Regions from separate parts of the Homo sapiens genome. Here all the other regions are linked to region 4. The links are chromatin contacts, found by Hi-C or POLR2A ChIA-PET in ENCODE. All regions are on one chromosome and are shown on one strand. Each heading gives the region's core, a stretch centred on a gene start or an enhancer-like site at or near the end of the contact. The rest is flanking DNA. Distances are from core to core; before and after follow the strand shown. Region 1 overlaps LOC105376360 (a long non-coding RNA gene). Region 2 overlaps LINC02669 (long intergenic non-protein coding RNA 2669). Region 3 overlaps LINC02669 (long intergenic non-protein coding RNA 2669). Region 4 overlaps LINC02668 (long intergenic non-protein coding RNA 2668).

What was found. Hi-C counts contacts between places; a loop is a spot of excess contacts on that map. ChIA-PET counts read pairs that join two places held with the same protein, here RNA polymerase II (POLR2A). Pooled maps may share reads with other maps.
Region 1: a loop to region 4 is called in a pooled map, with 2.4 times the contacts of the local background. The contact joins two enhancer-like sites. A Hi-C loop is called at or near these places in 3 of 168 maps with a recorded cell type or tissue (PC-3, esophagus muscularis mucosa and heart left ventricle) and 2 of 50 pooled maps. POLR2A ChIA-PET finds 5 or more read pairs at or near these places in 1 of 52 experiments (K562).
Region 2: a map of heart right ventricle shows a loop between it and region 4 (2.3-fold over the local background). The contact joins two enhancer-like sites. A Hi-C loop is called at or near these places in 2 of 168 maps with a recorded cell type or tissue (heart right ventricle and prostate gland) and 4 of 50 pooled maps. POLR2A ChIA-PET finds 5 or more read pairs at or near these places in 1 of 52 experiments (BJ).
Region 3: a loop to region 4 is called in a map of heart left ventricle, with 12 times the contacts of the local background. The contact joins two enhancer-like sites. A Hi-C loop is called at or near these places in 20 of 168 maps with a recorded cell type or tissue (Calu3, GM23248, HCT116 and 14 more) and 15 of 50 pooled maps. POLR2A ChIA-PET finds 5 or more read pairs at or near these places in 4 of 52 experiments (AG04450, BJ, MCF 10A and 1 more).

The regions. Positions count from the first base shown.
Region 1 is chr10:3,423,228-3,425,958 of GRCh38, reverse strand. The region is part of intron 1 of LOC105376360 (a long non-coding RNA gene); the gene reads right to left. Among named protein-coding and RNA genes, the nearest start is that of LINC02669, 78 kb to the left of the region's middle. Within about 2 kb of position 1,323, at least 15 of the 41 ENCODE cell types and tissues checked have a DNase peak (open chromatin) inside an H3K27ac peak, as active enhancers do; they include heart left ventricle, where a contact is called at or near this core.
Region 2 is chr10:3,493,626-3,496,445 of GRCh38, reverse strand. All of the region lies in intron 3 of LINC02669 (long intergenic non-protein coding RNA 2669), which reads left to right. The region is part of intron 1 of LOC105376360 (a long non-coding RNA gene); the gene reads right to left. All of the region lies in intron 1 of LOC124902538 (a long non-coding RNA gene), which reads right to left. Among named protein-coding and RNA genes, the nearest start is that of LINC02669, 7.8 kb to the left of the region's middle. Within about 2 kb of position 1,464, at least 7 of the 41 ENCODE cell types and tissues checked have a DNase peak (open chromatin) inside an H3K27ac peak, as active enhancers do; they include heart right ventricle, where a contact is called at or near this core.
Region 3 is chr10:3,468,397-3,471,383 of GRCh38, reverse strand. The region is part of intron 3 of LINC02669 (long intergenic non-protein coding RNA 2669); the gene reads left to right. The region is part of intron 1 of LOC105376360 (a long non-coding RNA gene); the gene reads right to left. The region is part of intron 1 of LOC124902538 (a long non-coding RNA gene); the gene reads right to left. Among named protein-coding and RNA genes, the nearest start is that of LINC02669, 33 kb to the left of the region's middle. RefSeq lists an enhancer at 2,877-2,987. Within about 2 kb of position 1,588, at least 28 of the 41 ENCODE cell types and tissues checked have a DNase peak (open chromatin) inside an H3K27ac peak, as active enhancers do; they include endothelial cell of umbilical vein, heart left ventricle, heart right ventricle and 1 more, where a contact is called at or near this core.
Region 4 is chr10:3,239,480-3,242,179 of GRCh38, reverse strand. All of the region lies in intron 2 of LINC02668 (long intergenic non-protein coding RNA 2668), which reads left to right. Among named protein-coding and RNA genes, the nearest start is that of LINC02668, 17 kb to the left of the region's middle. Within about 2 kb of position 1,422, at least 5 of the 41 ENCODE cell types and tissues checked have a DNase peak (open chromatin) inside an H3K27ac peak, as active enhancers do; they include endothelial cell of umbilical vein, heart left ventricle, heart right ventricle and 1 more, where a contact is called at or near this core.

The DNA.
Region 1 (2,731 bases), core at 74-2,573, 180 kb before region 4:
AGCTCAGACCCTGCCAGGAGCCCAGGAGTGAGGACAAGACGCAGCTGCACTCCACCTGCTTTTGCCCCTCTGCAGGCCCCTCCCCTTTACCCGGTGTCATAGAAATTCAGCATTCAGGGGCAGCAACATGTTTCCCTGCGAGCACCCCACTGCTCCATCATGATGAGATGACTGTGAACTGGGACACCTCGCCTTGATTTTCTTATCTGTAGGATGGTGAAAATAATGGGCCCTACTTCACACAGGCTGCATGTCCTACCACGGTGCCTGGTCTCTCCACCATCATTATTTTTCCACGCAAAGCATTTCCTGACAAATTGTGAGGAATACATTGAGAACGCAAGTTCAGTGTGCATCGTCACTAACTGTGCAGGAAGAGCCCCTGGTCTTGGACTCAGAGGCGTTGGTAGGTGGACTCCATTGTGAATATATATATAATATATATTCACCTCCATCACATATAGGTGATTCACATTGCTTCCTCACCAACGACTCAGCTTTGGACATTTCTGGAGAGTTTTGGATTACTGTAGTCCATAAAGAACTTCAACAGCTCTCTCTTCTTAGGTAGATACTTCTGGATTTCTGGCATTTAAAAGAGAATCATCCTAAAAATGGGCTGCATATGAGCTCGTCTTTTCAACACCTTTCAGTGCTCAAGGAAAAAATAACACTCACTTCTTACAGTCTTAACAGCAGAAAGGTAGATCTTTTCAAACGCAAACAAAATAAAATAAGAAACTGTGAAATTTACTGAGTGTATTTGAGGGAACCCTATTACTGCCTAGATTTCAAAATACCAGCTTTGAGCAGAAGAAAAGCCACCTGCCTATGAAGTTCATCTATATGCACTATGCTGAAACAGTCACATATTCTTTCTCCCATAAAAACCTAAAACAGATGATTAATATAGCCAAAGACTGAGTTAGATTAATTAATTTAGCTAATTTGAAATAATCTGGCATGTTGACAGCATCATTTAGTCTCAGCCCAGTGATGAAAAAACGGACTTCAAGAGATTCTTCCCCAGGTGTTTCAGCCTTGGAATCATTTTAATTTCATGTTGATCTAATTAGTAATTCCAATCACAGGGGAAAGGAGGAAAAAAAATACCTTTCCTCAGTTCATGGTCAATAACTTTGTACCCATGTGGACATTAGTGCTCTCCTGCTTCTCACTAGGGGCTGGAAGCCTTCCATCTGATAATGGACGGTAATGGATGGATGGCGGATTTGCACGGCGTGTGGTCCCCAGGGGAGACAGCGGGGCGGGTGACTCAGAGGATGGGAGCCTCGCCCGCCCGGCAGCACAGCCCTCCCCAGCTCCAGGAGCATTTCCTCCTGAAAACAGGAAGCGACCTCGGTTTATAAATGCCCCGAAGGGAACATTTCAGCTGTCTCCTCCGTGATTGTACAAAGAACCAGGCAGAGATCCTGGAAGGTCATGAGGATGGGAAGTGAGTCCGCGGGGGTCGTGTCTCCCCCCGGGGTGCGTGGGGCTCAGCAACACGTGTGGGGCCCTTCTCCCCAAGGCTCACTCTAGGACTCCCGGGAAAGACAGCTTGGGTGAACCTGGGTGTGGCAGGTATTACAGGAAGGAAAATGGGCTGTATGGGTGATAGATAGGAGTGTAGGGGGAAGGGATAGCAGGCGGAGCGGGGAAGGGATGGCGCAGGTGGAGCACGGGCCCCTGCAGAACCATGAGGCCACTAGGTTTCAGAGCCCTCAGGGTCCTACTGTCCCAGAAAGCCTGCGGGTCCAGCACCGGGCTTCTGTGTCTTAGGGCAGCTTTTGGAGGTGCTTCCTTTGTCTGCTAACTTACCTTTACCTTCCTACATTTTGTTTGAAGTCAGAGAAAATTGCCCATTTGGGGGCAACAATGAAGCATTCATCACTCTCCGGAGCTAAGCCATCTCGAGTAGCCCTCAATCAAACTCTGCTATTTTTACCTCAGAGCACAGAGGCCACAGCGGATAAAGGACCCTTAAGGTAGCTCATCTAATTTGTGATGGGGCCCAGGGTTGTAATACATCGTCTTCACGGCCGTCTTCAGGGCCATGAGCCCTGAGCAGGGCTGGTTTCCCATGCGTGTCTGCTTGGGATGGGGAGTTTCATCAGGAAAACCAAGCACATATTAGAACAGGAACAGCAGCTTGGCAGTCAGGGCCCGGACCAAGAATGCAAAGGGGCTGGAGGATCCAGGCTCAATAGTAGCTCAAAAAGGAAGATACACACAAAGCTGACACACAGAGTGAGCCACCGCCGGCACTGAGGTCACGGTACACAGTGAGCCACGCCTGGCCAGGACACGGACACATGGGACACTACCCTCCCTTCGCCCCGCATGCACCACCTGGTCCCGTGCTTCCCCTGGAGCCGCCTCCTTTCCCATCCTCTGCACTCCCTGGTCCACTCAAGTCTCTGCTCTCTCACACTTCCTCCTGAAGCCAGGCTTTCTCAGAATCGCTGGGATCCGCCTCCCCTCTGCAGCTCTGCAGCTCTGCAGAGCTGAGGGCTTTGCTGCCCCTAAAGCGCTAACTACTCACAGAACGATGTCAAGGGCATCTCTCATCGTCCACATCCATCTTTTTTGTCTCCCGCGGAGGGGCTGAGTCCACGCTTTGTGTGGCTTCAGTATTCAGCCCCTGGCTTCCTCACCCGGCCACTGTGAGCTTTCCTTACACAAAACTGGACTGAACTGCTGGGTCAATTCTCAAACCATGCAGAAAAGC
Region 2 (2,820 bases), core at 215-2,714, 250 kb before region 4:
ACTCTGCCTGGAAACCTCCTTTCTCTCTCCCCACTTCTGAGGCTCCGCTCAGGTGCTGTTTTACCTGAAACCCTCCAGGCTGTTCTCTCTGGAAATGCCTCTCTCTTCTGCCCTTTATCTTCCACCTGAATGGGAGGATGTCTCATTCCTAACACTCAGGACAGGTCTTCATAGCGTTTATCCTGCTTTGTCATCTGCATGCCCCACAGGGCTGAGAGCTCCAAGGAGCTGTGAATCACACCTCCGACTCCCCCCAGGGTACAGGAACGGGGTTCAGAATGCTCTTCCCAAAGGTGAGATACAACATGAAGAGTGGTTATTTCTGGGTTATGGGATGAAGAGTAATTTTTTTGTTTTCTTTATTAGACGTTACTAAATGAACCTGCTTGGTGTTAACCACATGTGGCTTTTATAATCAGAGAAATAAAACAAAACTGACAGTAAAAATACATAGAAGAAGGATTATGTAAAATTTATAATTAAAAATTTGTTGATTTTAAATGATGGTGCTTAGAGGGTATTACCTTTGTCTTCAAATTGGAAAGCCTCAGCTGTCCGGGGTAATGATTTGCCCAAACACTCCATTTAATTCGAGTTTTACTGTCTGTATTTTGTAACAATAAGATTATTGCTTCTATACCCTACACATGCGCAGAGAGATAAAGGAAGGGTATGTTCTTTTAACTTCTTTTCTAATCTTGGGTCCAAGTCAAGGGATTTTATTTCTAATGCTTGGTCTTTACAATTTTTCTTTTTTCTCATTTCTCCTTGATTTTCCAAAAGGGAAAAGGGGAAACTCTTGGGTTTTGGTTTCAGCATTATTCCCAAAAGACTTCAAATTAATTTACAGGACTCTGGGTTGAGCGCAGTTGCCTTTCTGGCCTGAGGGTGTAAACTTTTTCTTAGGCAAATTCCCTGCTGAGTTCCCAAAATAGCAGAGAGTAAATGTAGTCCCACGTGTTTTGAGTCTAAACAGATGTATGTATGTGGATTTGTAAGTGAGTCACATCTATACTGTTCTTTTACTCGAGAGTAATTGGGCCAGGCACTGTGGCTCACGGCTGTAATCCCAGCATTTTAGGAGGCCAAGGCGAGAGGATCACCCGAGGTCAGGAGGTTGAGATCAGCCTGGCCAACATGGTGAAATCCCTTCTCTACTAAAAATACAAAAATTAGCCTGGTGTGGTGGCGCGCACCTGTAGTCCCAGCTCCTTTAGGAGGTGGAGGCAGGATAATTGCTTGAACCAGGGTGATGGAGGTTGCAGTGAGCTGAGATCGTGCTACTCACTCCAGCCTGGGTGACAGAGCTAGACTCCGTCTCAAAAAATAAATAATACAAATAAGTAAGTAGCGTAATCGGCAGAGTATTAAGGAGTCATTCTCCTGCCAGCCACGCTGAATGCACACACCCTGATGGCAGTGAACAGCGTCCACTGGATGTGAGCTTAGTGCTGAGGACCAGCACGCCTTTGCTAATGTCCTCAAAGGGAAGGCCCCTGAGGCTCGGAGAGCTGATGCCCTGCCTGGGGTCTCAGGCTTATGCCGCTGGGATGTCTCTGCTCTCCTCTGTCTCGTGACCACCATGGCGCAGGCTCTCTCTGCATCTTTCCCATCCTCCCCACCTTCCCCCTACAGTTGCCCTCAAGCTTCAGTTCCTAAAGTAGAAAAGAAATAAAAATAAAGCGAAACCAGTACGATGACTCACTGGTGAGCCAAGTATAATTTTCCTTTAATACCGCACAGCATATAAGGCTAATTTTGAGACAGCTCGCTTTCCCCCATGGAATAGCCAGATAAAGTCACTTTCTTGAGGAAACACAGCTGCTTCTAAAGAGAGGAAGAAATGACTTTCTCTGTGGTGATCGCCCGTTTGGAATGTCCCAAGGCTACATTCAGTGCCCCCTTCGCCACTTCCTCCACCTGGGAGCACCGCAGGAGTCGGAATTCCAAGTGTGGTTCATCCACAGCCTCTTTCTCATGGCCTGAAACGTGCTTTTTACTGGAAAACACTCTGATACATCCTGAAGCTAAATGCTTCTTAGAATACACTGTGATGTAACACTGTGATGGAAATCATCCCGTAAAAGCCGAGTGAGGGCAAGCATTCCCCAGTCAGGCGGCGTGAGGCTTGCCTGACGTTCACGCACTTCTAACAAGAAAGGAGGTAGCTCACACTCAACGCCGTTACTTAAGTAAGGTTAATAGAACAGCAGACAGGAAAAAGCACAAAAACTTAGGAAGACACAGAGCCATGGGCTCCCCGCCAAACACCTTCGGTGATTGCAATACAGAAGACGGCACGTGGAATCTGCCCTTGACTCCTTGAAAATACGATGTGACCGAGTTTTCAGTGTTAACAGGAACCGAGACAAAAACGTTCACGTATTTTGTTATCATCTGTGCTCTGGGACATGAGTTATGTTCTTGAAAATTCTGAGTTTGGGCTACATTATTTTAAGAGAATTCACAATAAAACCTTATATAATTATTTGTTCTGTGATGGAAATGTTCAAAGAAATAATCTCTTCCTGGGTACAAAAGTGGACATTAGGATAGACCAGAAAGATTAGTCCTCTTTATATACAAAAACAGGTTTGGAGAGAGGATTGTCAAAGAGGTGGAGAGGCAGCCTCAGAGAGAGAGAGAGAACAACCTCAGATGAGTCATTCAAGTCTGCTAAACTTCAACTTACCCAAATGAAAATGAAGATAATGATACCTGTTCTTATAAGGTCAGGCAGGTATCATTGTTATGACAGCAAATGAGATGCTTCATCTGAAAGCGCTAACCAACCTTGAGACAGTATTTAATCCCACTGAA
Region 3 (2,987 bases), core at 339-2,838, 230 kb before region 4:
ACAATAAATAAAAATTTCCCTTTTTTTTTTTTTTTTTGAGACAGAGCCTGTTACCCAGGTTAGAGTGAGGTGATGTGATCTCGGCTCACTGCAACCTCCGCCTCCCGGGTTCAAGTGATTCTCCTGCTTCAGATTCCCGAGTAGCTTGGATTACAGGTGCTCGCCACCCTGCCCAGCTAATTTTTGTATTTTTAGTACAGACGGGGTTTCACCATGTTGGCCAGGCAGGTCTCGAACTCCTGACCTCGAGTGATCCACCCACCTTGGCCTCCCAAAGTGCTGGGATTACAGGAGGGAGCCACCACACCTAGCCAAAAATTCCCTTTTGAAACTCAGTGCATGGTTTGTATCAGGAAAAAAAAAAAAAAGTAATAGTAGGTTCCACTCCCTGCTGCTATTGAGATGCTGAAGTCTTGTTCTGGGTCTGAGGACGGAAGCCTCTCTCTCTCTCTCTCTCTCTCTCTCTCTCTCTCTCTCTCTCTCTCTCTCTCTCTCTCTCTCTCCCTCTCCCTCTCTCTCTCTCTCTCTCTCTCTCTCTCCCCACAACATCAGTGACTACCCAAATCCACAAAATGGTGTAGTGTTTGCATATAACTGATGCACATCCTCCTGTTTCCTTTAAATCATCTCCCCACATGTGGTTGGGACCCTCTCCCGCGTATGGGGATGGCTGCTGTTGCTTTCCAACACCACCTGGCAATACTCACCTGGTTCTCTCTCCCCGGATAAAGCTCAGTGACGGGTAGCACACCTGGCCTCCATCCATTTCTCAGGAAGATGATATGGTTAAGTCCGTGCGATACTTTCCTATGGATGCTGGAGTTTTAGTGTTCTTGATTTTGAAGCTAAAAGCAGTCACCCTTAGAAGGGATTGTTCTCGGTTTTTGTTGACATAACAGCAAATAGGAAAACACAGGTACCTATTAACACGGGGCCAGTGACACACAGCCCGCTGCCCATATACTGGAGTCCCACATCAGTGGATTCAACCAACCGCAGATGGAACAAACTATACAAAATAACACGGCCCGGCACGGTGACTCAAGTCTGTAATCCCAGCACTTTGGAATGCAAAGGCAGGTGGATCACTTGAGGTCAGGAGTTCGACACCAGCCTGGTCAACATGGTAAAACCCTGTCTCTACTAAAAGTACAAAAATTAGCCCGGCATGGTTGTGCATGCCTGTAGTCCCAGCTACTTGGGAGGCTGAGGCACAAGAATGGCCTGAACACAGGAGGCGGAAGCTGTAGTGCGCTGAGATGGCACCACTGCACTCCAGCCTGGGTGACAGAGTAAGACTCCATCTCAAAAAAAAAAAAAAAACAATAACAATAATACAAACAAAAAATACAGTACAACGACTATTTCAATGGCATTTATCTTGTATTAGATATAAGGTATGTAGAGATGATTTAAAGCAAACAGGAGGATGTGCATCAGTTATATGCAAACACTACACCATTTTGTGGATTTGGGTAGTCACTGATGTTGTGGGGAGGGTGTGCTGGAGCCAGTTCCCCAGGGATACCGAGGATGACTGTATTCAAGCTGAAACTTGGCCCACAGTTGGGAAAACATCCAGTTTTCAAGGTGGTACCTTCAGCTGTTTCACAGGAAAGATCAACTTGGCCTTTTTCTTTGGGAGCCAGACACAAAGCAGTGTCTTCCTTCAGGTTCACTGCTACAGAAAACCTGCACGTCTTTTCCCTCAATAATTGAGGTGTTGGTGTTCCTTCTCCTTCTCTGCCCACATTTTGCTCTGACTCAAATTCCTCAAATAAGAGTGAGATAGCACAGACTGGGAAAAATCCAACTCTCAGGAGAGTTCGAGGCCTGGCAGCGTCAATGGCGGGCATGTCCAAGCCTCTCCCTGTTGGAGCTGATTCTGTTCAAGACAGGGAGCAGCTGATGCTTTGGGGAACTGAAGTGGGGACCCCCCCACACACCATCTCTACTCCCACCCGCTCTCGGACCCGAGTGGGAACAGCTGTTTCAGCAAGACTGAAATATTAGACTTAGCTGCGGTTTAGTCCTGTCCTAGACTCTGCAGAACTTTTTTTGGCTCTTTGCAAGGGCGTAATGAGTCATGCATTTCACAAGCATTTTCTAAAACGGGGAAACGCCTCCCTATTTGAAATAAGATTCTCCTATGAAAAGAAACTGTGTCAAAAACACCAAAGGACTAATCCACGCACTGTGTAACTTTCATTCCCCCTGCTTGAGTCTCTGCTGAAGACCGGTTTTAACTGTTAGAGGCCTGAAACCCAATCCTGTTATAAATCAAGAAGCCAAATTCCCTTTGGGCTTACATCAGAGCAAACAAATCAGTGCCTCCTCTAATACTAAAGATTAGGTCACAGGCCAGAGGAAACCTAACCTGCTTTGTGGGTTTAGAGCTGCAAGAGCTGTACAAAAAGAAAGAAAGAAAGAAAGAAAGAGGAGAGAGAGAGAGAGAGAGGGAGAAAGAAAGAAAGAAAGAAAGAGAGAGAGAGAGAGAAAGAAAGAAAGAAAGAAAGAAAGAAAGAAAGAAAGAAAGAAAGAAAGAAAGAAAGAAAAAAAGCTCTTGGCCTAACCCTTAACCAAATGTGAAGTGCGTGTCATAGGTGGATGGAATGTCATTCTGCTCCTTGAAATCATCATTTTTAGCAACAGATTCATATCACAGTCACTTTTCCATGATGGCATCTCCACATTATTTTGACCCTTAATAACCATCCCAGGCACCAAAAGCAATCATCAGGTTCTATCACAAGCACTTTTCTGATACCTTAAAAATTTTCAGAGTCTGGGGCTGGTAATTTCTCTTTATGTCCCTGTAAACCCCAAATCAATCTCGACTTCCCTGCCCTTTCATCCAACTGATGCTGAGAACTTTCTCCCCAAAGAAAGAAAAGCCAGGCATTCAGAGTCAGATGTGGTGTGGACTGTTTCTGGTTAGATGACTCAGCCCATTTTTGTGGATTTCCCAAGATGCTTTCTGAAATTCT
Region 4 (2,700 bases), core at 173-2,672:
GGGTTGTGTCGCGCCCAACACCTGCAGGTCTCTCCCTTTCTTTCCTCTTCCAAGGTAACCAGCGTGTTGTTTTGTCTCTTTCCCCTACACGGCCAGACATGGCTTGCAGAGCAGGGGCTGTTCCATGAACCCCTGACTCTTCCTCACACTGATCTGTGTGTGTGCATCTGCACATGTGTGTGAATGTGTGTCGCATGTGTACACTGTTGTGTGTACACGGGCGCTTGTACGTGTGCCTGTGTGCGTGCATGCATGTGAGCCTGTGTACCAAGTCTCCCGTGCAGATGCCTGAGGTTAGTGGCTGAGTACGTGGAACTTGGAGCTCTTACAAGTACTTTGAATATGAAAAGACAAATTCGTGCAATAGAGGAGCATGAGTCCTTTGCAGCTCCCTAACCGTCCATTTCATGTCAATGCTGATGTTCGTGACTGTGCGGTGCGTTGACAGAATGACAGAGTCGGTGCCTCCCCGCACTGTGGTCCCGCAGCACGATTTTATTCAGCGTGCACACATGTGGGCTGCCGGAGTCTTTAGAGTAAACAGGAGCTCACGGAGACCTGGCTGCTCCCAGGAGCACTCGAGACAGCCTCCCATGACATAATATCGTTACCGTGGCAACAGGGATATTCACTACCAGAATCACAACTATATTTCACCAATTTAGTGCTCTACTAAACACAAAATAATGCCTTCTTTAATGATGCTGGGCTGTGGTTCTTAGAAACACGGAGCCCCCTGGAGCGGGAGCCCAACTGCAGAATAAAAGTGCAGAAGGAAGGCCCCACTTGTGTGGAGAGGCGCTGCGGTCTCCCGGCATGAGAAGCTGGCACGGTTATGTGTCATGGTTCTCCATAAGAACTTTTGCAGCAAATGGCACCCACACGCCTTGGTGGCAACTCTTCCAGCCTGGGATGAGATCGGCAGAGCCTGGGTCTGAGAACTGCAGCCAGCGACTCGCTGGGCTGTTCCATGTTCCAGGCAGCTCCGAATCATCTTTTTTTTCTTGAGACAGAGTTTCTCTCTTGTTATTCAGGCTGGAGTGCAGTGGTGCCATCTCAGCTCACCACAACCTCTGCCTCCCGGGTTCAAGCGATTCTCCTGCCTCAAGCCTCCCAAGTAGCTGGGATTACAGGCATGCACCACCACGCCCGGCTAATTTTGTATTTTTAGTAGAGACGGGTTTCTCCATGTTGGTCAGGCTGGTCTCGAACTCTCGACCTCAGGTGATCCACCTGCCTTGGCCTCCCAAAGTGCTGGGATTACAGGCATGAACCACTGTGCCAGACCCGAATCATCGTTTCTGCACATGGAGAAAACCACGTGGAGAAAACCGGCAGGAGAAGAGCATGGGGCAGGGTCTGTAGGAAATGCTCAGAGAGCTTCCTGGAGGCAGGGCTGGGGAAGGCACAGGGGAGCCCGGCTTCTGCGGACGTTTCCTCCCAGGATGAGGGAGGCAGGGCTGCTGGAAGACTCACCTTTCCTCTCACTGCACTGCCATTTGTCCCAACTCATTTCCGTTCTATGTTGATTGGTTCAGAAAACATCCTATTTGGCAAATCCTAAATAGTCTCACTTTCTGTCATGGTCGTGGAATCTCTCCGTCTCGACAATGGAACCGAATTGTAAAGCGACTCTAGCTCTGAATTCCTACCTCTTGCCTTTTGTTTTTTTCCTAGAAAAAGGAAATGGAAATCCTTCCTGTTATTCTCCGCGTCCCTTCGTAGAAGGCTGCCTGAGAGGTCAGCACAGGAGTCCTCTAAGTGCCCTGCAGAGAACACGGGTCTCGGAGCCGGACAAACCTAAATTTTGAAACCCACTTTGAGTTTGAACTTGGCTGTGGGAAAGTTACACAATCGCTCTAAGCCTCTGTTTTCTCATCAGTAAAACAGAGAGGGGTTGCTTGTGTGAGAAGTGGCCGCTGCCAATCATCTGCGTGTCCTTCACTCTCCCAGGGGCCATGGGTCTGTATTCTACACATGTGGGATCTTCCTCTGGACCCTTCGGACATGGTCCACACGCTGCCCTCAGGATCTGCTGGGGTCTGCATGGGGGGTGAGACGTGAACCCCAACCACGTTCACCACAGAGAGGAAACTGGGGGGATGGAGGGGGGGACAAGGCCAGGTCACCTTCAGGTGCCGCCCGCCAGCAAGGCGGTTTGCACCCGGCTGAATGAGCTTTAAAAAAGACAGTTTTTTCTGTAGTTTAGAATCATGGTTTCACTAAATGGTGAAATAATTTTATGCCACTTCCCCTACTAATTACCATCTCATTGTTATTAGAAAGGATGGTTTCCTTGAAGTCTAGAAAATTTTGTTCCAGTCCATTTCAACGGTGCAGGAGAAACGTGGCTTCCATTCCGAGGAAGACGGCGACACCTAGTGACCGTTCCCTCGCGGTGCGATGGCCTCACACCTGTGCGGCGGGTCGTCCGGGGCGTAGGGTGCTGCGGCCTTGCGGTCTTCCCTGCGCTGCAAGGCAGGGCATGGTGGCAGATTAACACCTGGATGAACACGGGCAGGTCAGGAGACAAATAAAACCCAGAGGTCTTTGAAACTTCAAAATCCCGTAGGGTGTGTGACCCCAGTGAGCCCCACGCTACATCCAGCGAGAACCGAGAAGTGATGGTGCAGACATTCTTGGGTCCCCCAGACAGAACACACCGGGAGTTACTGCCTCTTTCTCATCCCGAGTCCTCCT